Regions from separate parts of the Mus musculus genome. Here all the other regions are linked to region 1. A link is a loop called in an ENCODE intact Hi-C map of the cell type or tissue named here. Cell type or tissue: left cerebral cortex. All regions are shown on one strand.

Region 1 (8,000 bases):
GCAGCGTCGGTCAGAAAACGAAGAATTTGTTGAAGTGGGACGACTGGGGCCTTCTGATTATTTTGGTATGTTAAATTTCTTCATAAATACATGGTTTAAGGATCTGTGGGACAGTGTAGTTTCCCATAATTAGTTTTGTTTTCTTTCCTTTACTTAGTTCTGGGGCAGAGTGTGGCCTGGAACTCACTCTGTAGACCAGGCTGCCCACAAACTCAGAGACCCACCTGTCTCCATTTCTAGAGTGATGGGATTGAATGTAGGCACCCCCACACCCTGCCTTTATTGTTTTTGAGACAGGGTCTTTGGTAACAGTGCAGACCGGCCTTCTTAGATCTGCCTTAGTTAGCCTCCTAAGTGTTGGGGTTATAGTCATGATACCTGGTAGATTTCTTAACCTATACTCTTTCTTGTTTCTCAGAGAAGTACTGTAACATTAACTTTATTCAGTTAATAGATGAGCACAGACCAAGCATGCATGCGCACACGCACTTGCGCTTATGTCCTACATAGCCTCGACTGCCTGGACTTCATTGTACAGTGAAGCTTGTTCTAACTGGTCACCTTCCTGCCTCTGGCTCATGAGTGTTGGTTTGTAGGCATGACTGTAGGGGCTGTGTTATCTATTTGCTAGTAATACTTTTTAATGTACAAATGTTGTGTGGCCTCTACTAAGTTAGTAGGGAAGTTGCATCTTTGTTCACTTGCTCAGGAGTGGACCCTTTAAGGAAATAGCTTCCATAGGTGATAGTCGTTACTGTCTCTTTTCCAGGTGAAATTGCCCTGCTGATGAATCGTCCTCGGGCTGCCACTGTGGTTGCCCGGGGCCCTTTGAAGTGCGTTAAGTTGGACCGGCCTCGGTTTGAACGCGTCCTTGGCCCGTGCTCAGACATCCTCAAGCGGAACATCCAGCAGTACAACAGCTTCGTGTCCCTGTCCGTCTGACCCGCGCCTCCTGTGCCTCCTCCCCAGTCCATGCTTCACTCACGCAGACTGCTTTCTCTCCCTAGCCGCAGCGCCCAGTGGCCACTGCTTCACAGCTTCTTGTCTCTTTATACTAAAAGTTGCTTTATTGCACCATTTTTCATTGGGAGCGTTATTAAATGCTCATTCACAAATAAATAGAGAGTTGTATGGACTTGGCTGTCACCGCTTCTCTGTGCAGTGCTCGTGTTCAACCTGGGCAGCAAGTGCCGCGCTTTTTGCTGAGGGCGGTCCCTGCACCACTGAATTACCGTAATGATGTAATAGCTGTGCAGGGCTTTTAAGTGACACAGGTTTCCATTTCCATATGACACAAGTGACATACTTAGACTGTGGCCATGTTTGCTGTATTTCTTTATAGAGTAAATGATTTTAACCTTTAAGGATTAGAAGAATGAATATAGAAAACTCCTAGCACAGTAGAAAGACATCTGCCTGTAATTAAGCTAGTTTAAGTGTGGGAGTGCCCATGTTTTGCTAATCACCAGGCACTGCAGCTAGTTCAGCCCTCTCAGCCTGGTTTGGTGTGTCTGTTGCTAGTGTTTCTTCTCCAACCCTGAAATGTTTTGGTGTGGCTGGCCGTCTATCCCTGCCTTTAAGTTTGAAATCATTTGTAGATGGCAAGTACTGGTTGTGACTTCACTGCACCTGTCTGAGCTCACAGACGCTGATAACTTTATTTATCCAGCTGGTGCCAAATCCTGAGGATGAGACACAGAAATGTGAGAATTTGAGGTCTTCACTCTGGGGAGTTAACCGTGGTTAACTCGTGTGATCTGCCCTCAGTTACAGACTAGGGCGTTGGAATTACTGAGAATAGACAAATAGAGCAAGCTCCAGAGAGAAGGGGATGGAGGCAGTGCTGCTGAAGGTGGATGGCGGTCAGGTGTCCAGAAGCAGGAAGCTGGGTCTGTCCCCTGGGTTTCTGTTAGGAACAGTGGTGGGGTGTGACCGTGTTGTGGTCTGAAAGGCCACCCCGCTGAGTCCTGCCTTTTCCTGTCTAACCTTGAATTTCTCTGGTAAACTTTCTTTATTGTTTTTTGTTTGTGTGTGTGTGTTTAAAGTAAACTTGTGTTCTTGACTGTATTTCAGTATTTTCCAGCCTTATGTGTTACATTATTCCAGTGATAACCCAACAGTTTATTTTTATTACTGTTATTTTTTAAACAAAATTCACAGTTCGTAACGAGGCACACTTATCTTGTGATTTCTGTATAATGTCGGGTTCTATTTGGGAGTGACTGCGTTTTCATGTGTGTGCAAGTGGTTCTGATTAATAATTCCCTCCCTCCCTTTCCCAGTTAACTTAAATTGTTGGTTATGGTAGATTTTTTTCTTGGTAGATTGAAAAGCTTCTAGATTGTTACTAATTTGGGAAAAAGTTTCATTTAGGTTTTAGCATGGGATAGAAAGCTACCTTGTTGCCATATCTAAAACTTCCATAATCTATATTAAATGAGGGTTTTCTGTACTTACTTTGTGGTTGGCTATCTTTTTTTATATTTAAAAAAATAAAAATTATGTTACTAGCTTAAAGCTTAATTTGATATTTGTTTAAATGCCAAAAATGTATGTATGTGAATGATGTAGAACGCCATAAAATGCATTTCATGTGTATATACCCCCTTGGTCTGTACGGAGATAAACACCTGCTTTCTAAGAGTTCCATGCTAGCTTACAAGTTACGCCCTTTTGTCGTTTTACTCTTAGACTTTTCAAGATAAGTCTAAATTTAAAAATTACCACATTTAAAGCTTTATCTTTGTGCAATTTAAATATCAGTCAGAAGTCGTGGTTGGCATACTGTGTCTTTGTGGACTCTTGGCACCATTGTCTCTGGATGGGTGGGCGAATTTAAGCAATCTGCTGAGAAAGCAGAGCTGGCCAAAGGGACAGTTGCTGTTTCCTGGACACTAGTCTGATATACTCTGTGCTAATCTAATCGCTGTTCTTTTGTTACAGACTGTCTCAATGGTAGGTCACAGAATAAAAAAGATGAAATAATTTAAATTCTTAAACGAATCAGTTTTTCTTCCTTTCTTCCTTTTCTTCCTCTGTTTTTCCCCAAAATTTCAGTGGGAAAGAATGAAAGTGAATTTTGGGATTAGAATTTTGAAAAAGTAATGTATTTATTTTTTTTTAAAATACATTCCAATTCAGTTTGTCAAAGGGTGGATTTCAAAACCTTGCTTTTATGGGTGTGGGACAGACTCACTAACAAGCTCTGGAAGGGGAAGGTTCTGTCCAAAGCCATGGCGTTGTTTTCACAGGACAGACCTGTCTGTGTGCCTTAGGGCTTCACAGACTGGATTGGACTCCTGGTTTTACAAGATCCACCTGTAGCTGCTTGAGGATCTTACACATCAAGATTTGTTTCTGTTTCTTCCTGGAGTTTGAAGAGTGAGCACATGAGTTACTCTGGTGATAACTGGGATCTTCACACGCAGGGAAGCTGGAGTTAGTGCTGGAGAGTGGCTGAGTTCTGCTGCTTAAGCTCTGCCTGGCCAGGTTCAGAAGTCCCTTCCTCTCACCAGCTGCATGTCCTTCTTTTAAAACTTGGCCCAGGATGCAGTTTACTGTTGTGTTGACATTCTGAAATTGAATTAGCACAATGGCAGTGGCGTCACTTTGTCTCCAACCTCAAAGATTTGGACCCTTTGTGAACTTTGGCAAAGCCCTGCCAGTGCACTTCCGGGTGGACCAAAACCATGCTAACCATTTAATTTGCCCTCCATCACATCTGCCAAGGGGAAACACAAATCTCTCCCTTCTTACATTTGGGGTATTTCTGTAGAAACCATCATTTTTGTGTACATACACAGCTAAAATTTGTTTCTTGGCATAACTTTAGAACTGTGACATCATCATGAGTCCCTGTAAGAACAAGAAGTAGCTTTGTGATTTTAAAAAAGTCACCACTAGATGGAGAGCTTTTTCTTTATGCTCAGCTTTGCCAACCTCAGATGAGTCGCAGCTGTTTCTCAGTCTGCAGATCCTGCATTTGCGTGTCTCCCTACTTGGTACAATGTAAGTGTGACCCCGAGACTGCCACACCAGAAGCCCTCTGGGACCTGAGCTGCACTCGCAGAGAAAAACGTGATTATCCCTTGCCTTCCCACCCGAGGCTGAGTGAGGTCTGCCTCACCTCATCTGTGGCCATGTCACCTGGGGGCCTCCTGCACCACGCTTGTGTGGGGGCCCTCGTGCCTGCTGTTGATGAGGTCACTCGGTATTTAGAAGGCCTCCCAGGATAGTGCTCATGGGCTGACTCGCGTTCCTGAGTTTGAGAAAGCTGTCTCTTACTGTGAACGTGCAGCAGTAGACAGATGCAGTGTTAAAGAACCAGCAATGTAAAGACATGATCTTTACCACACAAGATGAGATTCTGTAGTAATGGGTCAGTGAAGTTAGACTAGAGAATCCTAAGAACCTGACCTCATACTTCTCCTAGGGGCAGTAATAATTTACCAGTTAAGAGGCCAGGAGTTTAATAGGACAGAATTGCTCCCTATAAGAGAATTGACTTATCCTTAGATAGGTCCAGCATTTGGAGAATGCTGTGGCATATCCCTCCAAACTGATCCCTACCAGTTCACACAGTCTTGGTTTTTTTATTTGCTTGCCAGTGGTAACATGGAAAGTTTTCACATAGACTCAGAATATTTTTTTTCCCCATGGGAAGTTGAGCAATGATTCAGAGTGCGTAAGCTGTAAGAACTCCACACTCTGAGAATGGAATGTTTTTGTCTTCTGGTGCTTTTGAAAAATGCTGCTCTTAGCTTTATGTTGTTGTTGTTAGAAAAACAGATAGTTAAAAGTAGCCTATATAGTTATCCATCATAGAATCAAGCCGAGTTACTTTGGTTTTGAAATGTAAAGCAGATTTCAGAGTCTCGAGAGACTGGTCTGCATCAGGGAGGCCATGTTGGAGATGGACTGCAGCTCGCCCGAGCCAGGCTGGCTGAGAGCCCCAAACCATCCTTTCTTTGATCTGACAGTGCCTGTCCCCCCCAGCCCCCAATCTTCAGTGTGGCTTCCTTGTGCTTCCCAGACATGGGAGAAGAGAAGAAACAGTTGATGTTGCTGCAGGAAGCTGCGCCTCACAAAAGGGCCTTCTTGAGAGGGAAGTCTTTAGAACCAGTTTTCTCTGGTAAAGAGTTGACTTTGCTGTTTTTTCTCCTGTAGCCCAGCCCAGCCCAGCCCAGCCCAGCCTTCAACTCTACACTCTTTGTTTCAGCCACTCAAGGGTGGGGATTTGCTGGAATGAGTCACAGCACCCAGCAAATTTGACTTCACAAATGGGTGTGATGCTATACATTTTGGAAGAAGTCTAAACCACAAGATGATGTGGTTTTGTCTCTTGAGAGCTATAGTTCTCATCCTTACACATTGGAGGAGGGGCATGCTCGTGAGGGTTGCAGACCTATGTCTTGCAGGGTAGTGTCTGGGACTGGCAAGGCTCTAGGGTGAATAGAGGCAAGGTTATTTCGCAAACTGGGTTCTGGGGTTGTGTGCCCATAACGTGGGGTGCTAGGATGAATCAGAACCATCCACTACAAGACCAGCATGGTGACTCGTGCCTTAATCCAGGCACTTGGGAAGTAGAGGCGGGAGAATCAAGAATTCAGGGCCAGCCTGGTGTACATGAACTCCAATCTCAGAAGACCAAAACAATACTACCTGTTCTCAGTCATCCTGTCTGTCCTTGGACATATGCACAAGTCTGAGTGACATTGCTGGTTCTGGATTTGTCCCTTGTAGTGATGTCTTTTCTTCCTCCCCTCCATATTTTTTGATCCTCTGGCTTTTATCAGACAATAAAGTGATTTGATCTGATGAAGCCATGCGACCCTAATCTTCCACCAGCTCCCCCTTTTGTGTCTGGCTCTTGGTTTTGACATACATGGTGTCACTTCCTCACGCAGCCCAGGCTAGCCTCGAATTCCCTGTGTAGCTCAAGAGTGTCTCTGAACTTCAGCTTCTCCTGAGTGCTGGCGTTACCGGATGTGTGATGCTGGGGGGTTGAACCTGAGAGGCAAGCACCCCACCCACTTGCGAGCCACACGGCTCTCGGTTGCCAATTCCTCAGTTGATAATATTCTTCAGATTGGAGTGTGCCCCCTAACTGAGCAGTCTTACCCTTAGTATTTCTGGGAGTGACCTGGCTGAGATTATTGTATTCAGATAGTGTTAGGGACCAGAATGTCAGTATAAAAAAAGTGACTTTTTTGGTGTGTGTGTACTGTACCTGCATATACAGTAAGGACTTGGAGAAAGCCAGTTATCCGCTTGATGTCCCTTTATTTGATATGGTAGAATAAAAACCGCTCCTGGGAACAGAGCTTCCAAACCTTCCAAGCCTGGTCCAGATCCAGGTTTCACAGTGTGCTCAGAAGATAATCTGCAGTCCTGATGGAGCCAGAGCTCGTTGGGAAGAGAGAGCCCCAGCCAGTGCACCGTAAAAGCAGTGACCTCCACCCAAGGATAAAGATGAGGTTCAGTGGATCCCGTTTGCCTTTTTCAAAGCGTTCCTGCCTCCTCCCTGAGCTTGTGCCTTGGCCTCCAGTGCCCCAGGATGGAATGGGGCAACAGGGGCCTACAAACCAGCATGAGGTGCTGACTCCAGTTGTGTGTTCTGAGGTCCCACGTTTGTTGCCATTAGCTCGTCAGATTAGCCTGGCCGGAGTCTGGAGCCGAACGTTGTGCTGACCCTTCGGCTATGACTCTTCGCTCGCCGTGGGCCTCTATGCAGTCCTCCACGGTCTTCAGGATGATCTGGAGTCTGCGGTCCAGGGCCAGGAGGTGGGGTTCTGTGAGGACAGGGCTGAGCTGGTCTTCTAGAAGTGACTCCCGCATCACGTCGCTGAGCCTGTAGTCAGCCTGAGCCAGCAGCTGAAGGTGCAAGAGTGTTTTCCTTTTGATCCTGATGAGATAAAGGCGGTGGGGGCCAGATGAGCACATTAAGGAAGGTAACTCAGCCTGCACTTGCCCCCACTAACAGCTCTTGGCAGCTGGTGTGCTTAGAGATCTTATTTCTAGGCTAACACACTTCACTGAAAGCCATGTGGAAAAGGAATTAATGGTGTGTAATGATTGTGTGTGTGTGTGTGTGTGTGAGAGAGAGAGAGAGAGAGAGACAGACAGACAGACAGACAGACAGACAGACAGAGACTGACTGACTTAAGGTTTGTTTTTAAAGATTTAAAGCTGACAGAACAAACTTCCAGTAGGTGAATGAAGCTGTCTGTCGTCTGAAAACCCAACCTCTACGTGACATCACCGTGCGCCTCCCGTGTTAGATTCTAAAACCACAGTGATGACAAGTGACTAGGTCCATTTTGATTTCTTTTAGACTTACATAAGCAGCCTACTCGTCTGATTTGTGACACAAGCAACTACTACTACTAAATCCCGTCCAGAGGAGAGAGACTTGAATGACCCCCAAGGCCTTGCTTTGGACCATTCATGTACCAAGGGGTCAAATGGGATGGTCTTGTTAGGTCTCAGTCTCATCTTTATAATTAAGAGGAACCCAGTGCCACAAGCCTGGCTAAAAGGTCAGAGATACAGAAGTTGGTTAGGTGTCCTTTAGAGAAGGGGCCGGACTTTCAGTCTGACCCACTTTTACCAGACTTCAATCAGGGCTTGGCTTAGATGGTGATGGAACAGCGATATTTAAGATCTTACATAAAGAAAGCAAAGGGCTGGCGAGTAATATCAGACAGCAGTGATTTCTGTAAAAGTGGGTGATTATCCGAGTGGGTTCAAGATTAAAGGTAGTGACTTTAAAAGATCAGATCTTAACTCGTTTTTTTTTTTTTTTTTTTTTTTTGATAAAGGATGAGGGAGACATCACTTAGAGAAAGCCGGTAGCTGCAGTATGGGAAGCTAGGCAGTTCACATCATCTCTGTCCACAGTATCCTAGACCAGAGATGTGTGTACTGCCCGCTGCTGGTGGTACTCACGGCATAGAAACTCACATGCAACACTGCGCTAGAGGGGCGAGGATAGAGATTTC
Region 2 (8,000 bases), 110 kb after region 1:
GCCTCAAAGGATACAGGCTCAAACATCTCTCTCTCTCAGTGCTCCTGTGGAAGGTCCTTAGAATTAAGTCCAAGTTTGAGGAGTCAATGTGGACTCTAAGTGGACCCCTATTACAGTTGAGCATCAATAACTCATCAACAAACTCTAGCGAGTTTCAGGTAAACCATGACTGTGGAAGCTGTGACTGAGGAAAGAGACTGTTCCAAGTTGTAAGGGAGGCCGGTGCTGTTAGTGGGATGCCTTGAACCTGTTTTAAACAGCGAAATGGTGACAACCACAATGTATCATCAGACTGTTTTTCTGTAGAGAACACTGACTGGAGCTCGAACATTTGCAACTCCCACCTCCTTATGTTAATCAACAGCCTCCCTACCTCAGTCCTGCCTGCCTTCTTCTCAGGTCTCAGCCCAAGGCGTGCCCTTCTTTCTGGCCTGGTTGCCTGCGTGTTGCAGATGATGGATTCCTTTTGGTGTTCTGCTACATGGTGTCACATGCCTCATGGCTATACTTATTTACTTGCGTTCCAACATGGACAAGAAGGTCCCAAGGTCTGGGGTTTTGTCCTGTGTCTACCACTTAACATAGTGCCTTAGGGACTTTAAATGGCGATGGTAAATAAAAAACCAAAACTAAAATTTCCTTTACTCCCCTTGGGCGAGAAGACAAGACCTCCAGATATCCGTGGGCTCCAGAGATTCACAGAGTCTTGAACACAGTTAATTTGCTACTATGGTCTGGAGATACAGCTCAGTTAGTATAGTGCTTGCCCAGCATGCAATGAAGCCCTGGGTCCGATACCTAACACCAGACAATCTAAGTACGGTGGCAGATGTTCCTAATCCCAACACTAAGAAGTGGAGGCAGAAGAATCCGAAGACAAAGGTCATCTTCAGTTATTTAGTAAAGATTCAAGGCCACCCTGGGCTACATGAGTCCTTATTTAAAACAAAATTAAAATTGAGTGTTGCTTCTGAGATACAAAAGCTGCTCACGTTTGTCACCTAACAGGACCCCTGTCTTTACCATTTACTGTCAACCAGCACTGGTTCCTCTCTACTCCTGTCTTGGTTCCAACCTGTCAAGGTCTGGTTCTTACTTTGCCTGGAACAATAAGATCCGTCCATACATCTACAAAGGGTTTGTGTGACAAACTGCCATATTGTGTCAAAAAAATTTATGTAGAACCGAAGTCCTCGTGTTCACTAGGGAAAACAGGGATGTTAAACACACAGGGTTGTATCTTCAGAGATGTATAACTTGATTTCCACCTAGGAGGAGTATGAATGGATGGATGAATGAATAGGGTTAATAGCCTGGTGACTGCTGCACTATCTGTATGGTCTTCATCTGGCTCCCCCAGACCATTATATTTATCTAAGCCATTCTCCCAAACCCTTATGGTGAGCATTGTTTCTCAGTCTTTATGGGAACATGGACTTTACAAATGAGAGCGGAGCCTGATGACATTTTCCCTATCTGTGTGACCAAGACTATGCCAAATCCTCCTACAGACCCTTAAGATGTCACCCTTAGTTAATCTAGAACTCATCTTTATGGAAGCAGTCACGTCCATGCCTTAAGCTTTACGGTACACATGGAACCTAGTTAACCATCACCAGGAGACTTTCTCCAAACCGTGCTATACTTAGATCCCTAAAACGAACTAAGCTGGTGTCGGATTCTCCAAGTCTGAACCAATACTGGCTGAGCCGTGTTGAACTTGAATTCCTTCTTGCTTTATGAGGATCAGCACTCTGCTAGTCTTGGTGGTGGCAGAGACGCCCCATAAAACCTACCTCCTGGTTTCCAGGGGTTGAGATTCTTTGTTCTGATCACTCTTCCATCCTCTGGTGATACCTACACACTTCACTTGTTCCACTGAGAACAGTAGTAACTTGATTTCTGGGTTGTCTAGAACTTCAGGATCCTGTGTTTATGAGACCAGAATGAAGACTCTTCCATGTGGGTAAAAATCTACTGCACCTTAATGGATTTTATTTTAACCCAGATGCAGGTGGCCTCCTGCATCTATCTCCTATCTATCTATCTATCTATCTATCTATCTATCTATCTATCTATCTATCTATCTATGTATCTATCTATCTATCTATCATTTATCTATGTATCCACCATCTATCTATGTTTCTCTCTTTCTTTCTTTCTTTCTTTCTTTCTTTCTTTCTTTCTTTCTTTCTTTCTTTCTTTCTTCCTTCCTTCCTTCCTTCCTTCCTTCCTCCCTCCCTCCCTTCCTCTCTCTCTCTCTCTTCCTTCCTTCCTCTTTCATTCCCTCCTTCTTTTCTTTTTTTCATTCTTTTCTTTTTTCCTATGTGAACACACATAGGGCATTTTCCTAAACTTTCTGTCATTGTTAAACTCTACTGCTATAGTTACATCAAGAGTGGGCAGGTGTATCTGGAGAGAAAGACCATCAGGAGACTTGTGCCATAGACAACAGAAGAGAGCCAAACATCACAGCTCCCAAGAGAGTGTGGGAAGTTCAGGGCAAGTAGGAGCAAGGCCAGGTTGGGCTGCTGCACTTCATGGCAGACTGGTCAAATTATATCTCTTGCCCAGAGTTTCTCATTAAGGGTCTGTGCCTTGGAGACATTTTGGCCTACCAAGGTGCATCATTAAGGCAGCCTGGGCATAATAACAGTGATTCAGATGAATTTAAAAGAGAAGTCTAAATTAGAGCACACATTCATGTTTCTCTTGAAGTCTATCGGGTAAAGGAAGTTCACTGAAGGAATCATTAGCAAAATAACCAGGTGAGGTGATGGTTGCCAGTCGTCATGAGCAAAAGTTAAGAATATCCAGCACATCCTGTGACTGGTTCTTGTGTCTTCTCCAACATCATTTCCTTACAGAACATTTCTCAGCAGCACCAGGTCTACCCAGTGATTCAGTAATGCAACATCAGGCCTTTTCTGCAAGGCTGCCCTGTCTCTACTGCATACATTCATAACGAAATTTTTGGATGCGCTAAATATACTAGTTACATTTTTCTCGGCTAGAGATGGCTCTCTTGAGGTATCTAGGAAGGAGTGTGGGGCATTTCCGCCATCATTAGCTGAGTTCCACTATAATCTTTCACCCAGTAGAGTAAAGGTAAGAGAGCTTCTTAGAGAAGGCGTAGGGAGAGTTATTTTCTTGCTGTACCTTATAATACAGAACAGAGGAAACACATGGCCATGGGTGTGGGAGTTTGGTTAACTTAAGGTAAAAAATAAACATGGTTTCCTGTCTGGCTCTTATTTCTATTCTCTCTTCACTCATCTCATCTCTATTTTCATCGGAGTGGCTGGTGGGTACTTCCCATCAGGGCTAACATTTTTTTATGCAGGCGATGAAGGTATCATTTAAGGATAAAAAATACCAGCCCCTGCAATGTTCCAGAAATTCTCACCTTCACTCATCAGCATCTTTTCTTGAAATAATACCATCTTTGAATCAGACCTAACTCACTGTGTTATTTGTGTTGAATGAAGCACTGTAATGTTGAAGCTTTACAGTCATCTAATACGCCTCCTTAGTTTGAAGAGATGGCAAGTCTGGAGAACAGTCAGTTGTCCATTGCCCATCCATCCATCCATCCATCCATCCATCCATCCATCCATCCATCCATCCAGACATTCTTCCATCCCTTCCTCCCTCTCTCCCTCCCTCCTTTCATTCATCCCTTCTTCTTCTTCCTTCATCATCCATCCCTCTGTCCCTCACTCACTCACTCCAACTACCCATCTATACTTCCATCCAAAGAAGGGGCTAGTGTTCTACACTAAGGGAATAGTAGGTACATGGACCTTAGAGAACAGCAAGATCAACATTCCAAAGTAGATGTGTGTGTGTATGTGTAATACTACTAACTGAAGTATTGTGAGGAATGGAGAGGGAAAGTAGGATGGTAGGGGATACAGAAAGGAAGAGGTGGAGGATTTGGGGATGCAGTCATAGGGATCTGTATAGAGCATGTGTGAAGAGTCCTGATGGCTTTCTAAGTATGATGGAAACCCAGTGGTGGGCTTTGACCCAAGGGGTGACATAGTGCTATTTAGAGTTCACAAGCATTCCTCTGGCTTGTGTTTTGGGAAGAAACTTTAGGAGGCCAAAACCAGAGGCTATAGGTTCCAAAAGACATGGAGAAAAAGGGAAATATTCAGGCTACAGAACAGCATCAACAAGTACAAAGAATGGAGGGAAGAGAGCCATCACTCTGGGCATATGGCTTGAGAGACTAGCATTGGCACTGCTGACTAGGACAGAAAACACTGAGTGCATGATCAGACTTGGGAGCAGAGGCAGGAGCTGATAGTGCTTGTTTTATAATAGCTAAGTTTGCTACTTCCATGAATCTCTAGAGAGAAGGCAGAGGATATACAAGATGCACCCTGGCCTGCAGGATGTGTTGAAAACTGTGAGAGCAGAAGTTTCTCTTGAAGGTAGAGTACGGGCAGGGAAGCTCTTTCTAGCAGCTAGAGATTGGCAAGAAGGGGAGGAGTCAGGAAAGAAGGTGTTTGGGGCTGGTGAACTCAGGGGATGGGACAGTCACCAGTGAGTCAAGAGAGAGTTTGCATTGAGGTAAGACAGACTGAATTCTCACATCAGAAATCAACAACGGTAGGAACATTGGCCACTGAGCCTTGTCAGTTAGACTGGTCACTTTGCATAATCTGTGAATTGCTTGGCATAAGTTGAAACTTTGGGAAGAAGCATAAGAATTAAAAATTTCTTTCTTTCTTTCTTTCTTTCTTTCTTTCTTTCTTTCTTTCTTTCTTTCTTTCTTTCTTTCTTTGTGTGTGTGTGTGTGTGTGTGTGTGTGTGTGCAGGAGACTTGGAGGCCAAAGGTGGGTATTGGATTACCTGGAACTAGAGCTATAGATGGTTGTGAGTCAACATCTTGATGCTGGGGACCAATTTCTGCTCCTCAGAACAGTAAGCACTACTAACTACTGAGCCATCTCTCCAGCTCTACTCTCTACCTATTCCTTTTGAGAGAGGGTCTCTTCCTGTACCCAAGGCTCATGTTTTAAGTCTAGGCTGGAAGCCAGCAAATCCCTGATCCTCCTGACTGCCCTCTTTCCTAAATCTGGGCTTACAGGTCTTCATGGGGGTTCCTAGCTTGATATGTGGGTGCTAGGATCTAAATAACTCTGGTTCTTAAGATTACAAAGCAAGTGTTCTCAGCTGAGGCACTGTCTTTCCAGCTCTGAAAAAGCATAAGCTTTCTAACATCTTGTGTAGTCATTGCTTTTCTTGTTGCTGTGACAAGATACTTGACCAAAGATAGCTTAAATAAAGGTGGGGCATTTTGTCTCACAGTTTGATGATGTAGTCCATCCCAGCAGAATCTTGAGGCAGCTGGTCACATGGCATCTGCAGTCAGGAAGTGGAGAGAGACGGATGCCAGTGCTCAGCTTGCTTTCTTCTTTATATTTGGCTCAGGACCACAGACTGCAAAACGGGTGGCACCCACATTTTAAGGCAAGTCTTCCCACCCACATTAACTCCGTCCTGAAATTCCCTAACAGAACTGTCAAATGTTTGTCTTCTAAGCGATTCTAGAGCCTGTCACATTGCCAATATTAACCTTCAAACTTAGAAACCTAGTATCATGGGGAAACTCAGCTTCATAGAAACCAAGGTGTTTGTTAACCCATTGTTTACCCAGTCATTTCAGTGCAGGGTTAAAAAGATGTCAACAGCCTGGATTCCCATCCAGTTTCTGACATGTACTGGCTCATATACCTGGAGTGAGTTACGTCAGCTTCCGCAGCCTCACCTCTCTAACATGCCATTTTTGAGTTGTTAGCAGAGATTGCATGACTGTGTATGTGTGTACATGTGCACAAGAGGAACAACAGAAACAGCATAGGAAAATGGTAAGTGTTCATTCATTTTGGGATTGTTACTAGAACCACCTTCCTCTTCTCCTAAGATGGCATTTTCTGCCTCACAGTGTGCTTGTTTTTACTGTTTCAAGGTTTTCTTTCATTTTGTAGTGTTTTTATCCTTCTACTCTGCCTTTCTACTTCATATCTGAATTCTCTGTGTGTGTTTTTTCTTTTTAACCAAAGATAACATTGTAACGTTAAATTTCTTTGATCCTCCTGCTTCCATAGGAGTGTGCCACAATGCTTAGTTCTAGTTTTGCTGGGGATTAGACTTAGGGCTTCACACAGGTACTGCAAACACTCTGTTAACTGAGCTATATCCCCGGCCCAACTTCTTTTGTTCTATATTTTTAATCAATAATCAAGAAATATGTTTACCTTTTGCATCAAGCATTGGGAGCAATGTACTTTTCCTTGAATATGTCAACTTACCTTCCATGCATGCATACACACATGCTTGCATGCTACAGGCACTCCAGTGAAGTCTGCTTAGCAGGCCAAGAGGCCTGGAAGCACTCATGAGGCAAAGAGTTTCAAGGAAACAGTATCCTGGAACCTTGGCATTCTCATAACCCGTATACTCATACCCTATCTCCGAGTTAGTATGGTGTATGCTCTCTTTCAGTATTGTTTTATTATAAGTGCCTTTAAAGATTGAATTCTGACATAGGTAAGCTTCCACCAGTGATCCAATGTCCCAGAAAATCCTTGAAGCTGAGGAGCTTGGAATTCAGTAGGAATTCAGTGAGAAGTTTACCTATTCAGTAACATTCAAATTTACTTCTTGCAGAGACAGTGAAACTAATTAGGCATTACGAAGAAAGGAGCCCCGGAATAGCTCAGGGCTAGTCTGCAGAGTGATTACTTAGGACAGTAGCCAGTCTCACCCAAACAAGGTGAGTTTACCATGAAAAAGTTAGGGAATCCCCGAGACAGGTTTCTTCACTAGGCCCAAAGAAACAGCATAAATCAGGCATTTACTAAGAACCCGTGGTGGTGGGTTTAACAATAGACTAGCATTACACCTTGCTCCCTTCTTAGTGGTAAACACAGCCTGGTACCCACCATCTTTTGATGTATATGTTCCTTTTGTATTGTGTCACTGTAACTTAGCAGATGTGTTCGCCTGGTTTCTTGTTACTCTTCTGTATAAAATGTTTGTTGCTTGATTTGACACATTACACTCAAAGTCAACATGTTCTCTCTTTGTCGTCTTTGTCATTCATCGACTCCTTTGCCCACTTGCCACCAGAGACCTGCTCCACGCAGATAGGAGACCCCAAAAGGGGATAGTCTGTGGCACCTGCATGCCTGCATCTATCCATCCATGCACATGCATCCATGCATCCATTCATCCATTCCATCTATCGGTCCATGCATCCATACATCCATACATACATCTATCTATCCATCCATGCATCCATGCATGCATGCATGCATCCAGCCATCAATCTTTTAAATATAACTGATTTTATACAGTCTTGTTCCTTCTAGTAATTGCAGTGTGTATTGTTTGCTTTCTTAAATACATCTGGTATTTCTTAAGAGGAATGAGAATATCTACCACTTAAGAAAAATACAGGGCCAGATAGTCAATGAACATACATTGTATTCACGTTAAAGAAAAAAAGTGATTTAGCCAGCCTGGTTGGAGATGTCTTCCCAGGACAGCCCTCTCCCTGATTCCCTGCCAGACGGCTGCAGTGTGCCATCTTCTGACTGTGATTTCCAAGATGGGCAGAAATGCCTCAATTACACAAATCACACATTGCTGCCTAAGGAAAATGCCTGCCAATTTCAGGGAAGTCTGCTGACATTCAGTTTTGTTTGCTGCAGCTTCCAAACATCCAATTGCCCTCTGTCATGGAACTGCTCACCTCCAAATCACCTTTTGCTCTTCCTGACACCTTCTTCTACCCCCGGTGACAGCAGATGCCACAGTGCACAGCTACACTTGTTGTTTGGGTGCCTGAGCATCATTTCCCCATCTACTTATTATCAGAACACTTGATGAGAAGCCTTTGAAGACCTGAAACTGAAATGGGATGGAGGAATCCAATGGCGGATAATCCATGATCATCACAGTCTAAGAAAACAGAGCCCTCAAAG
Region 3 (8,000 bases), 130 kb after region 1:
TAAAACCCTAACTGAGCAGGAGTCTGCGCCATGCGCTGAGAGCCAGAGCACAGACTGAGTTTCAGCTCAAATGGTGCTAACTCACTATGGGACCTTGGTTTTTCACTCAGCTCCATGGGGACTCCTGACCAAGGTTATTATTTTTTTCCCCAAGCTTTGGAGTGGCTTAGTTTAGACGAAAAGCGACACACTGGGCTCAGTCAGGTAAATGTTTGCTCTGACTTTGGATCACTGGCATTCATGTGAAAAGTTGGTGATAGCAGCGCGCGTGAACACGCACGCATCCATGCACACACACACACACACACACACACTCTTATGGAGCTGCATCACCACGGCAACAAACCCGCGCCTATCTAGGAGGCATTTTCTAGATTAGATGACATTTGAAGAAAGACCCACCGTAAATGTGGGTGACCCTTTCTGTAGGTTGGGGTCCTGGACTGAACAGAAAGCAACATATCAAAGAAGCACCGTTGCTTCCTGTTCTTACCACCAGGCTGTCTTGCCCACGGTAGACCATCCTTTTGAGCCAAAACAGTCTCCCCTCTGCAAATTGCTTGTATCAGGCATTTTCTCACAGTAATTAGAAAGATAACTACTGTGCTTTGCCTCCCTGACTTTTCTAGTTTCTGACCATAGGACCCTCGGCTCATTTCTCTCTCCTTACTCGACCCCTCTGGACTGTCAACAGGTCCCAAATTTTTCCTGAACAACACAAATCGTCCTTGTACAATGAGTTCCACCTCGTGATCTGCTCATGAGTGCCTCACCAGGAAAACTTTCCCCAGGAACGTTTGCCTTCCTTCTTAGTGGAGGAGTCCCAGAAATTACCGTCTCTCTCCACTGCTTCTTGTTTGTGTCTACAAAGCCAGGAATCTGGCCAATAACTGAGATTGGTGGCTAATGGCTTTGGGCTGCTGACAACTGAGTTCCCCCCTCCACCCCCATTCTAACTAGGCATGTGGTGGAATGAGTGTGTGGGAAGCCAGGCCCACCACAGGAACTTGGTCCCAGTGAGGGAGTTAGACCACATCCTGTCTCCCACATATCAGGAAACAAGACCAGGTTTTGTTTCTTCCAGCACTGACCAAAAAGACCCCAGATAGGGAGTGAAAGAGTCACCCTGGGATGATGACAGAGGAGTGACAATCATTCAAGGCCAATCAGATCTCAGGGATCAAGCCTTTCCCTTCCCAGATGGGAAAACTGACCCAGCAGTGTGGAAGGGGACTTCTCTAGGTCCTGTCACCTCTGCAGTCAGAGGTCAGTGGCTAGATGTAGTTTCAGGGTAGCTGCTCTTTCAAAGGAAGGCCATTTCAGGGTTTACCATGAAGAGCTATGGCTTGTTGGCGACAGACCTCAGATGCACCAAGACCAGGTTGTGACCAGAGCTGACCTCCCGTGGAGCTCTCTCTGCAGTGAAAAATGAGTGATCCTTCCATCTCCCTCCATCTCCATTTCTGCCGTTTCCTCCCTATTTTCTGTGCTCTTTCTTTATAAGATTTAGCATCACCATCATCATCCTCACCATCACCATCATCCTCATCACCACCATCATCATCCTCATCACCACCACCTTCATCCTCCTCCTCACCACCACCTTCATCCTCCTCCTCATCACCATCATTCACCAGATTAAATAAAGTCAACCATAGGTCAAGAGGCAGAGCAAACCACCAGTTGACAGGGAGTGAACACAGGAAGAATCCATAGAGACTGAGAGGAAGTAAGTCATGGGGACAGATAGAGAGATGCACAGGAAGTAGAAGGGAGGGGCATTCAGTTTGGAGGGTATTTAAGAAGGAGTGTGAAGGAGCTTTGTCCTTCTGCGATGCTGGTTGAAGAGGAAGTTTCGCTGGGTGCTTTGCCTCTCTGAGGTAGTAGGCTTTCACCCCAGCAATCTGACTCCCGAGTCTCCATTTGGTAAAATCAAACAATTGGGATTTTATTTTAAAACTAACAGAACCTGCCCCAATTAGGTGTTCACCACCGACATGGCTTGCAGACCATGTGGGAAGTTCCCCACAGAAATTTGTCACCCGTGTGAGCAATTTGATTTGGATTTTCTGGATTTTTAAATGTCTATAGTAGGGATAAAAATTCAGAATGACTCTGAAGTGTTGGTGGAACACGTTTCCCACAGAATGAAAGGAACCTACTACCTGTGGGAAAGACAGTCCATCAATGGTGGGAAAGGCAAAAGGGCTTCTGGGCTATCAAGGGGTAAAAGACCACCTTATGCAGTCTACACATGCACAGCAGACACTCAGGGCATGGAGGCAGAACGGAAGGATTCCTGGGTGGGAAATGCCTCCAGGAACCTCAGAGAACTATGTATGCACACTGGAGAGTGTATTCTTTTGGCCATTCCCCAAGTGAGGCTTACAGTACATTTCCACACTTGCAGCGGTTTCATTTCTCTGTCTAATCGGAAACAATGGCAGGCAGGTGACAGAGTCTGGGTGGGAATCCTGTCCTTCTGATCCCCCACCCCCACCCAGGGCTCCCCATGCCCTCCACTCACCCTTCTGTGAGGACTCATCTTCTCAGCCTGCAACGGGTAAGAAGAAAAGGGGCTCGCGTCGTATATTCGGATGCTCTTTGTTGTTGGAGGGGACAATTCACGACCTTGTCCAACGACTTTGCTGTCACATGCTCCTAAGGGAATTAGAGGTAGATTCATAGAACCCAGAGGGTTTGGCAACCTCTAACCTGTTTCTAAGTAGCAGGAAGAGAAAGGATTCCCGGATCTTCTGCCTGCTTCTTTGCTACAACGAACAGGGTTACTTTTGCAGTGTGTGACCACAGGGTATGACAAGAGAACACAACACACTCTCGAGAGCACCAAGAGCCAAGATTGGGAAGCTGTGGTGGCAATGAGTGGAGGCTGATCTGTCGACAACTTGACTAACTGAAATCACAAGCCACTTGTCACTACGGCGGGTGAGGGATTTTCTTGATCTGATGATTTCCAACAGGAAGGTTGACCCTGAATGTGGATGACCCCCTCTGGAGGCAGTCCAGATGGATGTGGTAGAAGGAAAGGGTGTTCTCTCTGCTTGCTCACACTCTCACTGGCAAGTTCATCTAGCTGGTTCTGGGGACATTCCTTCACCGGCATTAGAACGAATTTCTTTAGGACTCTTAAAGATTTATTATCTATAGGTACACTGTAGCTGTTTTCAGACAGCCCAGTAGAGGGCATCAGATCTCATTACGGATGGTTGTGAGCCACCATGTGGTTGCTGGGATTTGAACTCAGGATCTTCTGAAGAGCAGTCAGTGCTCTTAACCACCTAGTCAACTCTCCAGCTTCTTTAAGGATTCTGACCAAAGACCAGCAACTGTCCAGGGCTTCAGTGCCCTGTTTGGAACTGCTGAGACATTCAGCCTCATGGACTGAACAGCTACTGTATTCTCAACATCTCTACTGTGAGACAGCCATCGTTGGACTAAAAGGACCACGTCCTTTTAATACACGTTGTGTTCCTTTGGAGAACTGAATAAGACAGAGAACTGTCTAATAAAGGTGCTGTGAAATTCCTAGGTGATGCTCAGAGATGTCTTGTGGGGAGTGTGTATTCTCAGGAAGTCATTCTGCTGCAGCTATGTGAGCTGACCCTCACTGTGGGGATTTAACTGTGTAGAGAATATTATCAGCGCTCAGGCGTGGTTGCTTAATCAGGTCAGCTAAGGAGTCAATTGTGCAAACCCTTCATTTTGCTGCACGGATGGAAAATTCTCTATCTTAATGCAGAGGTTGACAAACCTTCTCCTCAAAGGCCAGATGGTAACTACTTTAGGATGTGTAGACTGCATGATTTTTTCCAACTATAGAGCATGTCTACTGGCACACATAAATAGCTCTGGTTGGGCTCGGTCAGAAAAGGGCTTGCTGTATAATCATGACACAAGTTTGATCCCCGAACTGGTATTAAAGATGCATGCTGCTGTGTCTGACTTTTTTACGTTGAGTGCTGGGAATCCAGACTCAAGTCCTCAAGTTTTTGAAGCATACATCTTATCTACTGAGTCGTCTCTCTAGCCTCAAGGCTCCTTTATATTAAAAACCTAATAAAGGTCCCTAATTTCTAGAGTAAATTATTTCATTGCCATATTCCTTAATCACCTCTTCTCATGCTGGCCAGCTTTCATGGATTCGTGAGAATTTCCTAGTGTATTCTACCTCCCAAAGATGCAGGAGGGGCTATTTATCCTCTCATGCATGAGCACTAGTGGGTAGTTAAGACCATTGCATCTCCTAGGCATTTTGTGAAGGTTTCCTCTGTTGGGCCAACCCTGCTGCTCATTCATTTCCTTTTCCTCTATAGAAGTAGCTTCTGTTGTACAGGGCCAGGGCTGCCGTGTGCTGTGTGCCTCCTCAACACCTCCTTCAGGCTGAGTGGAAGCCTTGCACTTCTCAAAGGATTAAAAACAGAGAAAGAAGTAAGGAAAATTGCAAACTACAAAGCCTCTATGAAATTCTATGAAGAGGATTTCAGACCAATTTTCCTTATAAAAAATGATGCAAAAATACTCAATAAAATACTCACAAGCCAAATGCAAGAACATATCAATGATATCATTCACCATGGTCGAGTAGGGTCCATCCCAGGAATGCCAGAATGGTTCAATATATGGAAATCCATCAATGTAATCCATCGTATAAAGAAATTGAAAGGAAAAAAAAACCCTATAATCATCTCCTTAGATGCTTATAAAGCCTTTTACAAAATCCTTCATGTTAAAAGTCTTGGTGAGACCAGGGATTCAAGGCACATACCTAAACACAATAAAGGCAATATACAGCAAGCCAATGGCCAACATCAAGTTAAATGGAGAGAAACTTAAATCAACTCCACCATACTAAGGATCAAGACAAGACTGTTCACTTTCTTCCTTTCTTTTCAATATAGTCCTTGCACCTCTAGTTGGAGCAATAAGACAACTAAAGGAGAGCAAGGAGATACAAATTAGAAAGGAAGAAGTTAAAGTATCACTATTTGTGGATGATATGATAATATACACAAGTGACCCCCAAAATTCTACCAGAGAACTCCTACCGCTAATAAACACCTTCAGCAAAGTGGCTGAATACAAAATTAACTCAAAGAAATCAGTAGCACTCCATTTTACAAAGGATAAACAGGTTGAGTAAGAAGTTAGGGGGACAGCACACTTCACAAATAACCTCAAATAATATAAAATACCTTGGTGTAACTCTAAGCAAGTAAGTGAAAGACCTGAATGACAAGAACTTCAAGTCTCTGGAAAAAGAAACTGAAGAAGATATCAGAAGATGGAAAGATCTTCCATGCTCATGGATCAGTAGGATTAACATAGTAAAAATGGCTATCTTACCAAAAGCAATCTACAGATTCTATGAAATTCCCATCAAAATTCCAACACAAGGTTCTTTATAGACCTTGAAAGAACACTCTCAATTTCATATGGAAAAAAAAGGGGGGGGGACCTTGGTAGCTAAAATAATCCAGGACAATAAAAGAACTTTTGGAAATATCACCACCCCTGTTGTCAAGCTGTACTATAAAGCAATAGTAATAAAAACTGCATGGTATTGGTATAGAAACAGACAGGTTGATCTATGGTATAGAACCCAAGAAGCAGAAATAAACCCATACACCTTTGGACACTTAATACAATGGGAAAGAGAGAGCATCTTCAAATAACGCTGGTCTAACTGGGTGACTGCATGGAGAAGGATGCAAATAGATTCATATGTATCATCCTGCATAAAACTCAAGTCCAAGTGGATCAAAGACCTCAACGTAAAACCAGATACACTAAATCTCATAGAACAGACAGTGAGCCTAACCTTGAACTCGTTGCTATCGGAGACAACTTCCTGAAGAGAGCACCCAGGGCTCAGGCACTAAGATCAATAATAAATGGGAACTCCTGAATTTAATTAACAAGTGGGACCTCATGAAACTGAAAAACTTCTGTAATGCAAAGGACACTGTCATTAGGATAAAATGACAGCCTACAGGATGAGAAAAATATCTTCATCTGACAGAGGGCTAATACCTAAAATATCTAAAGAGCTGAAGAAGTTAGACACAAAACACCAAAAATAATCCAATTAAAAGATGGGGTACAAAGCTAAACAGGGAATTTTCAACAGAGAAATATCTAATAGCCAAGAAGCACTTAAAGAAATGTTTAATGTAATTAATCATCAGGGAAATGCAAATCAAAGCAACTTTGAGAGAGTTGCTTTACACCTTACACCCATCAGAATGACTGAGATCAAAACTGATGGGAGTGCAAACTTGTACAGCCACTCTGGAAATCAATTTGGTGGTTTCTCAGAAAACTGGGAAAAGTTCTACCTCAAGATCCAGCTATGCAACTCTTGGGAATATATCCAAAAGATGCTCCACCATCCCACAAAGACACTTGCTCAACTCTGTTCATAGCAGCTTTATTTGTAATAGCCAGAAACTGGAAACAATACAGATGTCCCTAAACTGAAAAATGGATAAAGAAAATGTGGTTCATTTATAACAATGGAGTAATACTCAGCTATTAAAAACAAGGACATCATGATCATTTTGCAGACAAATGGATGGAACTAGAAAATATTATCCTGAGTGAGGTAACCCACATACAAAAGGACGTTCATGGCATGTACTCACTGATAAGTGGATATTAGTCATAAAGTACAGGATAACCATGCTACACTCCACAGACCCCCAAAAAGCCAAATAACAAGGAGAATCCACAGGAGGATGCTTGAATCTTTCTCAGAGGGGAAATAAAATAAATATCAGAGGTGGATGGAGGAGGGAACTGGGTGGGAAAGAGAACAGAAACCAGTAGGGGCAGCATCTCTAAGATGTGTCAGAGACCTGGGACAGGGGTGGGGGTGGGGGGAAGCTCCAGGGAGTCTATGGGGGTAACTCTAGCAGAGAATCCTAGCAGTAGGGGGTAGGAAGTCTTAGGCGGGCCACCTCCAGTGGCCAGGCAGGACTTCCAGTGAAGAAATAAGAACACCAACTTATCCAAAAAAAAAAAAAAAAAAAAAAAAAAAAAAAAAAACCAAAAAAAAAAAAAAAAAACAAAAACAAAAAACACCCTTGACCTAAAATGTATCCTGCCTACAAAATGTGCAGGGGAAAAGATGGAGCAGAGATGGAGGGAATGGCCAACTGATGACCAGCCGAAATTGAAACCCATCCCATGAGCAATTACCAATCCTCGACACTATTAATGATTCTCTGTTATGTTTGCAGACAGGAGCCTAGCAAAACTGTCCTCAGAGAGGCTCCACCCAACAGCCGATGGAAACAGATTCGGAGACCCACAGCCCAATATTAGATGGAGCTCACTTGAGTCTTGTGGAGGAGTCGGAGGGATGATTGAGGGGCCTGAAGAAGATCGAGACTCCACAAGAAGACCAACAGAATCAACTAACCTGGACCTTTGAGGGCTACCAGAGACTGAAACACCAACCAGAGAGCAAACATGGGCTGGGCCTACCCCAACCCCCAGCACATCTGTAACAGCTGTGCAACGTGGTCTTCATGTGGGTCCCCAACAACTGAAGCAGGGGCTTTCCCTGAGTCTGTTGCCTTCCTGTGGATCCCATTCCCCTAACTGGCCTGCCTTGTCTGGCCTCAGTGGGAGAGGATGAGTCTTGTCCTGCAGTGACTTGATGTGCCAGGGTGGGGTGATATGGGGGGGGGGCAGAAAGAGCTCCTCTTTCACAAAAGAGATGGGGAGTGGGGAGTGAGGGGAGGAGGCATAGGGTAGACTGGGAAGAAGGGGGTTGATATTGAAATATAAAGTGAATAAGTAAATAAATTGATAAGAAAAAAAAACAGAAAGAAGTCAGCTCACTGAACATTTCCCCTTAGAAGCCAAGGTAGATATAAAACCACGACTCAGCCTTTTCTGAGGAGAAAGGGAAGATGGTGGAGGGTGAGGTGAGAGGAGGGTCTAAGAGGAGTGGACTGAGGGGAAGCTACAACAGG
Region 4 (8,000 bases), 51 kb after region 1:
GTGCGTCTGGACTTTTGTCCACCCCGAAGGCTGAACTGCTCTTGAGAAATGGACATTTCAAGTGGTCTGGAGTAGTCACGAGGTAAGCCAGAAAGACCTACAGAGACACTGAGGAGGAAAGCAGCATGAAGGGGTGCATTGCGCATCGCACAGTGCCGTGGGAGGAGAGAGCTAATCTTTTGAGATTCCTAGGCTAGACAGTCCTTATTTCCAGCAGAAATTTCTCTCCTCTCCTGGCCTTCTCTCCCTATTCTCCTCTTATCTGCCTGGTTTCTGGATCTCCTTAGAGATTCCCCCAGGAAAACTTCAGCCAACTTACTCCTCTTGAACAACTGTCATTTTTGAAAAGCTGCCCAGTCTCTCTGCTGTGACTTCTAAAGAGAGACTTTGGGCCAGGCAGGGTTCCTTTCCGTGACAACGAGGAGGTAGGAGAGGGAAATGGTAGAAGCTTGAGATGGAGAGACAATAAGCAACCACACACACACTCCTGAGAGATGCTGAATCTGTGATTGCTGGCCAGTACCACGGTCCTGACATGGAAGGAAGACAGAAAGGAAAGCAGAGAGCAGAGAAGGCGTGCTTGTATCCATTCCTGCTGCTGGAGTTGCTACATAAAAGAGGCATGACCCTATTTGACCTTGACCACCAACACCATACATAAAAGAGGCATGACCCTATTTGACCCTATTTGACCCTATTTGACCTTGACCACCAAAACCAGAGGATTATAGAAGAGCTGACCAAAGATATGTAGGCAAAAGGCCAGGACCAGCTTTCCAGTTTTGACATGTCTGTCCAAGAACAGATGTCTGGCTGAGACAGCTGTGGACCATAGAAGAAGTTCCAAGATCAGAGTGCCAGCACAACTCCAAATGTGAGCGGTGACCTGGGATCCAGGTAAGCCTCACTCACTCTCACCATCGCTGGTTAAGGACTAACAACAAAAGCTGCACAGCTCTGCCTCGTTAGCGTATGGCCCGAAAGAGTGTTGTTGACATTTCCCTGTCCCCCTGCCTTTTTGATATTCCGCACAGGTGCCAGAGGTGTCATCAAGGTTGATGGAGCCTGGCACTGGCTTGCTTGCTGTGATCAGCAGCTGACAGCCTGACAGTGACACTTTCCCTGATTACATTTTAAACTTGGACCGAACCACACTTGGTTGCATTTTGAATGAGAGAGCGAGGCAGGCAATAAGTCAAGGAAGGACTGTCTTATAAGGAGGTTTGCCCAGTCTTCAGGACCGGAGGACACATAGTCAGCCTATTTGACACACAGCATCGCTTCTACATTTCAACCTAACTAAAGTACTGACATCCAAATGAACTGACGTCGGTTGAGAATCGAAACATTCAGGACAGTGCCCAAACCCCATCTGGTACTGTGTGAAATCCAAAAGAATGTTCAGGGGTGGGGAGTGGAAGGAGCCATCACACACACACACACACACACACACACACACACACACACCCATTGGAAGTTAGCTCCAGTTGTCATTTCTTAGTGTGGTAGCAAAGAATAAAAAATAAACATAAAAATCCCTCGGACTAATAACGTTCCCTTCCAGGCAAGGGATGCAGAAAGCGGACTTGGCTATGTCATTACCTCTGCCTCTCCTAATGTGGTAGACGGTTTGCTGATAGGTTTGTTTTTGGATAGCAATTAATGTTAGGTAATTATTGGCAGGGAAGCACCACTTAAATACCACTAGCTTTTAAATGCTAGCAGGGTCATGGCTATAAGCAAGGACTTGTCTGTGCAAGACGCAAACAATCTCCCAGACCATTCATCATTTCTCCTTTGCCGCCCATTCTAAATATCTTTTTGGGGGAATCTGGATGCTTCCTTATTCCTGAGCAGTAAGGGACGGTGTGATTACAGTAGACGTTTTCCTAAGAGTCAATCCATACCAGCCCATAAGTCTTTTGAGTTCCATGTATTTGGAGACAGCTCTCACCTAGCCCTCCCTAGTCTCAAACTCAGCAAGTAGATGGGGCTGACCTTGGATTTCTGTTCTTCCTCCTTCTACCTCCTGGGGGTGGGGGTGGGGTCAGGATAACAGACATGTGCCTGGTTTATGGGGTTTTGCCAACTGAACCAGGGTTTCATGAATGCCAGGCAAGCCGTCTACCAACTGAGCTATGCTCTCGGTGGGTTGCATTTTTAACACCGGTGTAACTGTCACCCATTTTCTTGTTGACACCATCCTGTGGATGTTTACAGGACTTTTCAGGTGGAGGGAATGTGTTTTCTGTCTCAGAGGTCAAGGTTTGGCACTATTATATACAGCTTCAACTTTTATGTCACCCATAGACTTTGCCTGGGAAACTGCTACTATTAGTGATCTGCCTAAAGACAAATAGAAAGGTCTCCAGCCCCCACTGATTGATTCCCTGTTAAATGACCAAATTTTCTGGGCAGTAAGTTGTGTGTGTGTCTGTGTTACACATTGTTAGAAGCTTAAAATCAATTACTCAGCTTGGTGAGGAAGAGTTTTGCCTTTCTCCCCAAATATTTCCCTGGAATTTCCTGCAGGGCCCAAGTAACATAAGGAAATTCAAGGCGACAGAAATGAGACTAGGCAGACATACATCTACATTTACAATAGCAAGCAACTTTGCCCATAGCCTGTATTTCTATGGATAATTTTTCTAAGGGCAAATTTCCTAGTTCACTGATCCATAATGCTACCACATTATTGATGAAATTAAGGTAATATTGAACGTGACAGCACTTGAGAAGCAATCTTAAGCTGCCTTTTTATTGCATGCAATTAGCAATAGAATTGAGAACCACTTTCTAATAGAAAATCACCAGCCATAGATAGAGGTTGCAAATGAAATTCACTGTAGCAATTTCAGCCAATAAGTTTCAACTTCTTTCTCTCCATTTGCTGAAGTTATCTGCACACACACCCCCTCCCCGCTCCAAGGTTTAGTCCCACCAATTAATGAGAAAACAGTTAAATTGGGCTAGCAACAGAGTTTCAACTGAGATTTATGGCTTTCTCATCTTCCAGAGAGACTCCAAAACCACCCCTGACACCTCACTCTGAAATCTCTGTATTAACAGATGGGTGTGTCAGGAACACGGAACCCTGGATTCAAGTGACCAACAAGCTCTAGACTTTGAAAGAGCCCTTAATTCATATGAAGGCTTTCTGCTCTAGGCTGGGGGACCTCCCAACAGCCTCTACCTCAACATCGCCAACACACTCTTGTTAAAACAAATTTATCCTAGATACGTTATCCAACATGCCCTTGTGAAAACACTCTTAGATTTATCCTAAATACTTTAATATTTAACTCCAATTTTTGCTTTCAGATTACAAAATTCCTAGGCCTCCAGCCCCCGAACCCCGAACCCCGAACCCCTTTCTCTCCAGTAGCCTCAGCCCAAATCATCACAATAATAAAAGATGATAAATTGCCTTCAGTTTGGAACATTGCCTAAACACCCGACAGGCCCTGTTTAATGAGCAACAGGGATTGGCCGTATCAGAGTTTGCTCCAGCTGACCTCTTTGGTCTCCAACCCTGAGCAGAGGGACAGGGACGGGGGGGGGGGGGGGGGGGGAAACTGGGTCTTTGGGATATGACAGTCAGATCTGACCAAAGAGCAGAGCTGAGTGTCGCCAGCCCTGCTCTCTGTTTGCAAAGTTCATTCTGGAAAACAGCAGGCCCAGAGCAGCTGTCCACAGCAGGACAGCGCGAAAGAGGCCCGAGAAAGCATTGGGACCAGGAAACTGACTGGCTAGAGAACCCAGGAACTCGAGGGGAGTGGCTGGGAGCATTTCTTTGCTGTTGCTCAGAAATCTAAGGCCTGCTACAGCTGGTGGGCGTCCAGATGGGGATCGAAGCCTAGTGCCAGGCTGTGACGGCAGAGTGAAGTTCCCACAGCCCAGGGTGGGAGTGGACATGGGTAGCCAGGACCTGGAGGGTCATGCTAGGGAGTCCGGTGCTGGGGTTCCTCGGAAGGGTTCTCACCTGTTCCAGCGGGCCACCTTCCTCCGGTAATACCGCAGCGCCTCCTGGCTGGCCAGGAGCCAGTCTTCGGGTCCCAGGAGAGGCGGATCCTCCAGGACTTGGTAGAGCGAGTGGGCGAAGAGGGCCTGCAGCTTAGAGCGCGGGGCAGGGTGGCCGCGGCTGGGATGCTCAACCCGGGGCAAAGCTCCTGAAAAGTTGTGCGAGGCTGTGCCAAGGTCTCGGGAGGCTGCGGCTGAGTGTAGAGACGCGGAGGGGGCGCGGCCAGAGCACGGGCAGGCGGCGGGGCGCTCGCCCGGCCGGAGCTGGCGCTGCACTTGCGGCCAGAGGTGGAAGTAGAGGTCGGCGGAGAAGAGCGCGCCCAGGAGCAGCAGGGCCAGCAGGCGGTCCCTGCGCAGCCCGGGCATGGCCCAAGCGGACACCCGGGAAACACTTGGGGTGCAGACGGAAGAAGCTCCTGGAGTCCGGAGGAGGCTGGAATGCTCACACAGGGGATTAGCTCTTCCTGGAAGGGTGTCTTCCCTGAACTTGGGGACCGCGTGCAGGAAGCTCACAGTGTTGACAGCGTCGTCTTTTCTTGCCCAGTAGAGAGGCAGGGTTGGGGTTCCCTGGCTACCCGGTTGTTATTTGAGTCTCTTTGCCCTGTGACCCCCTCTGCCAGGGACCGCTCAGGTGGGGAGGTCCCGTGGAGGAGTGCTGGCTCTGGTGGCCGTGTAGAGGGCGATCACTGGAGGGAGCGCAAAGGAGCTCTCGCCCCCTAGGAGGAGGCTGGAGAGACTGCGTAGCCCGGGGCGTCTCTTCCAAGGATGCTGTCTCTCCGCAGCTGCTGAGACAGATCCAGCGGCTCCTCCTGCAGGCGGCAGGGACTCCTGTGCCCCGGGCTGGCAGGAGCGGAGGGAACGCAGAGTTGACAAAGCAGGGGCGACTCAGGGCGAGCTTGTCTTTGCGCCTAGACTCCTAGAGGCAGAGGTAACGCGGAGCCTCCCCGCTGCCTGGATTGGCCTGGCGCCCGCACCTCCGCCCACTCTTAGCTGGCACCTGCCTCTGGCATAGCTTGCCAGCCAAACTCCCAATCCCTTTGCTGCCGGCTCTGCCCTTCCACCTTGTCATCAATCCTCTCCTCCGGCTCCTCCTCTTTGTCCCCACTTTCCTTGCTCAGGGCTCTTCATACACATCCTGGTGAGCCCAAGAGAGGTGGACTTGAGCCTTTCATTTCCATTTTTAGGGTTTTTTTTTTTGGGGGGGGACAATGCAAACCCTTAAAAGCCTTTCTTCTGTAAGCTTTGCCAGATGTGTGTCTGGGGGTTTGGATTTCATTTCTCAGCATACTCGCTGCAGGGCATAAACTGGATTCATAGCAACCAGCACATAGTAGGCACTTGCTCTGAAGATACTCACGTGGTGCACAAAAATAGCTTGCCCTTTAAAAAATAAGAGCCCCTCCCACTCCCCTTAACCTAGAACCTGGGTGATTTCCTGTTTGGATGGAGTTTGACTCCAAATCTTCCAGTACTTTGAAAAGAGGAAATGGCAGGGAGGGAGGGGCCCCAAATGACCCCACTCCGAACTCTTGAATGTAGCTTGGTGTGAAAGTAGTCCACCCAAATGAATCACTGGAGGACCCGCTTACTTAGGCTTTCTCCTGATATCCTGTGAGGTCATTTACACTTCTCCACCCCGTGTTCCTTCCTTCTGAGGATCAGGGGAGGGCAGCCCTGAAACCTTGGCTTTCTCTGTTTTATAATTTGGGAGCATAGTAAATGCGAGTCTGCCTGGAGAGGTGGCCCCACCCTGGAGAATGTTCAGGAAAAGACTGTTTCCCCCCAGCTGTTGCCTGCCTGGGCAACAAAGCGCCTATGTATGCTAATTTCATTGGTTAAGGATCTCCAGGTTCTTGCTGGAGTCTCCATTCTGAGACACTGTAGCTTGTGGGTTAACACTGGAGTTTTCCCGGCAGTTGGTCAACTATTTCTTGTGGCAGCTGCTGTCCTCTCATCTTTAGATAGAAGTGCGTGTGTGTGACCGTGTGTGTGTGTGTGTGTGTGTGTGTGTGTGTGTGCCCGTGTGTGTGTGTGCCCGTGTGTGTGCCCGTGTGTGCCCGTGTGTGTGCCCGTGTGTGTGCCCGTGTGTGTGCCCGTGTGTGTGTGTGTGTGTGTGTGCTTGGGGAGATCAGATGTCAACCTTGAGTGTTAGTCTTCAGGAGCCACTGATCCACACTGATGCTTTTAAGGCAGGTTTTTTCTCTGGGACCAGATTGACCGGCCAGTGAACCCTAGAGACCGTCCAGTCTCTGCCTCCCTATTGCTGGGATTACAATCGTCTGCCAGCACACTAGCTTGATTTTCATGTGGGTCTTGGAGAGTAGTCTTGTGTTTGCACAGCAAGAAGATTACTAATTGAGTTATTGCCTAAGCATCCTGCAATGAGAATTTACTCCATGAGCTCATCGTGAGGCTTAAAATGAGTTCAAGTATACATAGTGCTCAGAATATCCCTAACTCATGCCAGACAACTATGAGACAGGGTTTGGCTGTAGCGAGTACTTCTGGTTTCTTGTAAAGCACTAGATCAGATTGGAGACTCGTTATGGTTTGAAACAAACAAACAAACAACGGCAAACCACAGAAAAACACTGGAAATACAAAACACCAGAGAAAAGGACTAGATTCCTTAAGACTGAGTCCAACTAGGAAACCTCAAGACCCAGCATCCGCAGCCAATTCCCAGGAGCCGGACGAGGTCAGAGCCTTTAAGAGACCTGTGGGGCTTGGACTTATTTTTTTTTTTTTTAAATCTAGCATTAAATTCTAACAGGCGGTCAGTTTCTGAGAGACTTTGCAACTTTTGCTTTGTCTAATTAGGCATCACGGCCCATAGACTAAAAAGCCAGGTAATGATCAATGGTGCCTTATCGACGATAAGAAGCTCTTGCATGTTTCTAGACTGATAAAGATGCCGTAAGCCCCGTGACTTTGATTATCCCCAGCCAATGGGCTCATGCCTCCTCGGCAGACATTTTCATCTGGCTCCAGTAGAGTAAATGCTCTTTCTAACTTGCTTGAAGGTTATCTGAACGTACATACCTTAGAAAGGTCAAGGGCATGGAAGTCAGAGATGAAGTGAATGTGAAGTCAGGGCAAGAGAGTACCATTGGTCACCCAGCTGCTGTTTTCAAGGTGTTCTCCAAAATCTCTTTCTTTTTCAGATATGAGCTCTGCTTCTCTGCTTCTCTATGTCTGGGCTCCCAGGTTCCCTTAACTAGCCTCAGCTACATATTTTCAATGAATGCTGAAGCTATTCCAAATGGTTTTCCATGACCTGTTGTTGGCTTCAGTTTCCCACTGGAAATCCATCTTCCCCTTTGTAGCTCCTCTCCTTGTGGATGCACCCCAAACTTCACGCATCTATAGACTTGCAGACAAGCTCCGGACCTGCCTCTTGGCTTTCAGTATGGCTCCATTTCATCACTCACCCACGCTCACCAGAATGGGATTCCAACACAGATACAACCAGGACATCCCGCACCTGAGCTTTGGATGCAGGGAGATTAGGCCATTTGCTGTGCCATAGCTCTTCATAGGCTGGCTTCTAACTTCCATTCCAACCTCATTTCTAGATCTCTCCTGTACCCTGTCTTTACCCCATGATGGTTTCTGCAATTCTTTAAGTGCTTCAGGTTCCTAGAGACTCTCTTGAGCCAAATGCTCTTTCTTGCTCTTTACCTATACGAAGAGTATCCATCTATCCATTGACTACTGAAGTGTTGGCCATGTGTCCCTTCTCCCTCCCCATGCACGTCCTCGAACCCACTTAATTCAGTGCTATCAGTTTTTGTGTGTCACCCCACCCCCCAGCTCCTCATATAACTCCACACTTCAGCACTGCCCATGTTGTATGTAATTCATTGTTTGCATGCGTTCAGCATTGAAATGTGCCCCCTTCTCAAACTTGTATGCCGAAACCGTAGCTTCTTCCAACATCTCAGGGTGTGAGCCCATTTGGCAGCGAGGTCATTGCAGGC

The links. A loop is a pair of places that touch in the nucleus more often than their neighbours do. Peaks named below come from ENCODE experiments on the same cell type or tissue, not always from the same donor. Only the 100,000 strongest peaks of a DNase experiment are listed, where the experiment ranks them.
Region 2: it touches region 1 in a loop (2.1-fold over the local background); 2 of 42 quality-filtered maps call a loop at or near these places.
Region 3: it touches region 1 in a loop (2.5-fold over the local background); 2 of 42 quality-filtered maps call a loop at or near these places.
Region 4: it touches region 1 in a loop (4-fold over the local background); 15 of 42 quality-filtered maps call a loop at or near these places.

What each region holds. Positions count from the first base shown.
Region 1 is chr11:109,666,661-109,674,660 of GRCm38, forward strand. Prkar1a (protein kinase, cAMP dependent regulatory, type I, alpha) reads left to right here. Exons shown (of 11, transcript NM_001373913.1): 10 at 1-65; 11 at 770-3,003. The coding sequence ends at 942. Fam20a (family with sequence similarity 20, member A) reads right to left here. Exons shown (of 11, transcript NM_153782.2): 10 at 7,963-8,000; 11 at 6,266-6,904. The coding sequence ends at 6,640. Among named protein-coding and RNA genes, the nearest start is that of Gm39443, 17 kb to the left of the region's middle. In left cerebral cortex, a CTCF peak has its summit at 3,902; DNase peaks (open chromatin) are centred at 3,630, 3,916 and 5,247; H3K27ac peaks cover 1,545 bases.
Region 2 is chr11:109,776,389-109,784,388 of GRCm38, forward strand. No RefSeq gene overlaps it. Among named protein-coding and RNA genes, the nearest start is that of Gm11683, 17 kb to the right of the region's middle. In left cerebral cortex, no CTCF peak of the experiment used is centred here; DNase peaks (open chromatin) are centred at 3,191, 5,458 and 7,619.
Region 3 is chr11:109,794,751-109,802,750 of GRCm38, forward strand. 1700012B07Rik (RIKEN cDNA 1700012B07 gene) reads right to left here. Exons shown (of 5, transcript NM_027038.1): 3 at 2,528-2,661. It overlaps Gm11683 (a long non-coding RNA gene), which reads left to right and starts at 2,433. Exons shown (of 2, transcript XR_389104.3): 1 at 2,433-2,563; 2 at 7,260-8,000. In left cerebral cortex, CTCF peaks have their summits at 3,223 (motif pointing right) and 4,389; a DNase peak (open chromatin) is centred at 4,354.
Region 4 is chr11:109,717,330-109,725,329 of GRCm38, forward strand. Fam20a (family with sequence similarity 20, member A) reads right to left here and starts at 4,909. Exons shown (of 11, transcript NM_153782.2): 1 at 3,983-4,909. The coding sequence starts at 4,386. In left cerebral cortex, a CTCF peak has its summit at 4,868; DNase peaks (open chromatin) are centred at 319, 1,235, 3,072, 3,824 and 2 more places; H3K4me3 peaks cover 3,595 bases; H3K27ac peaks cover 4,537 bases.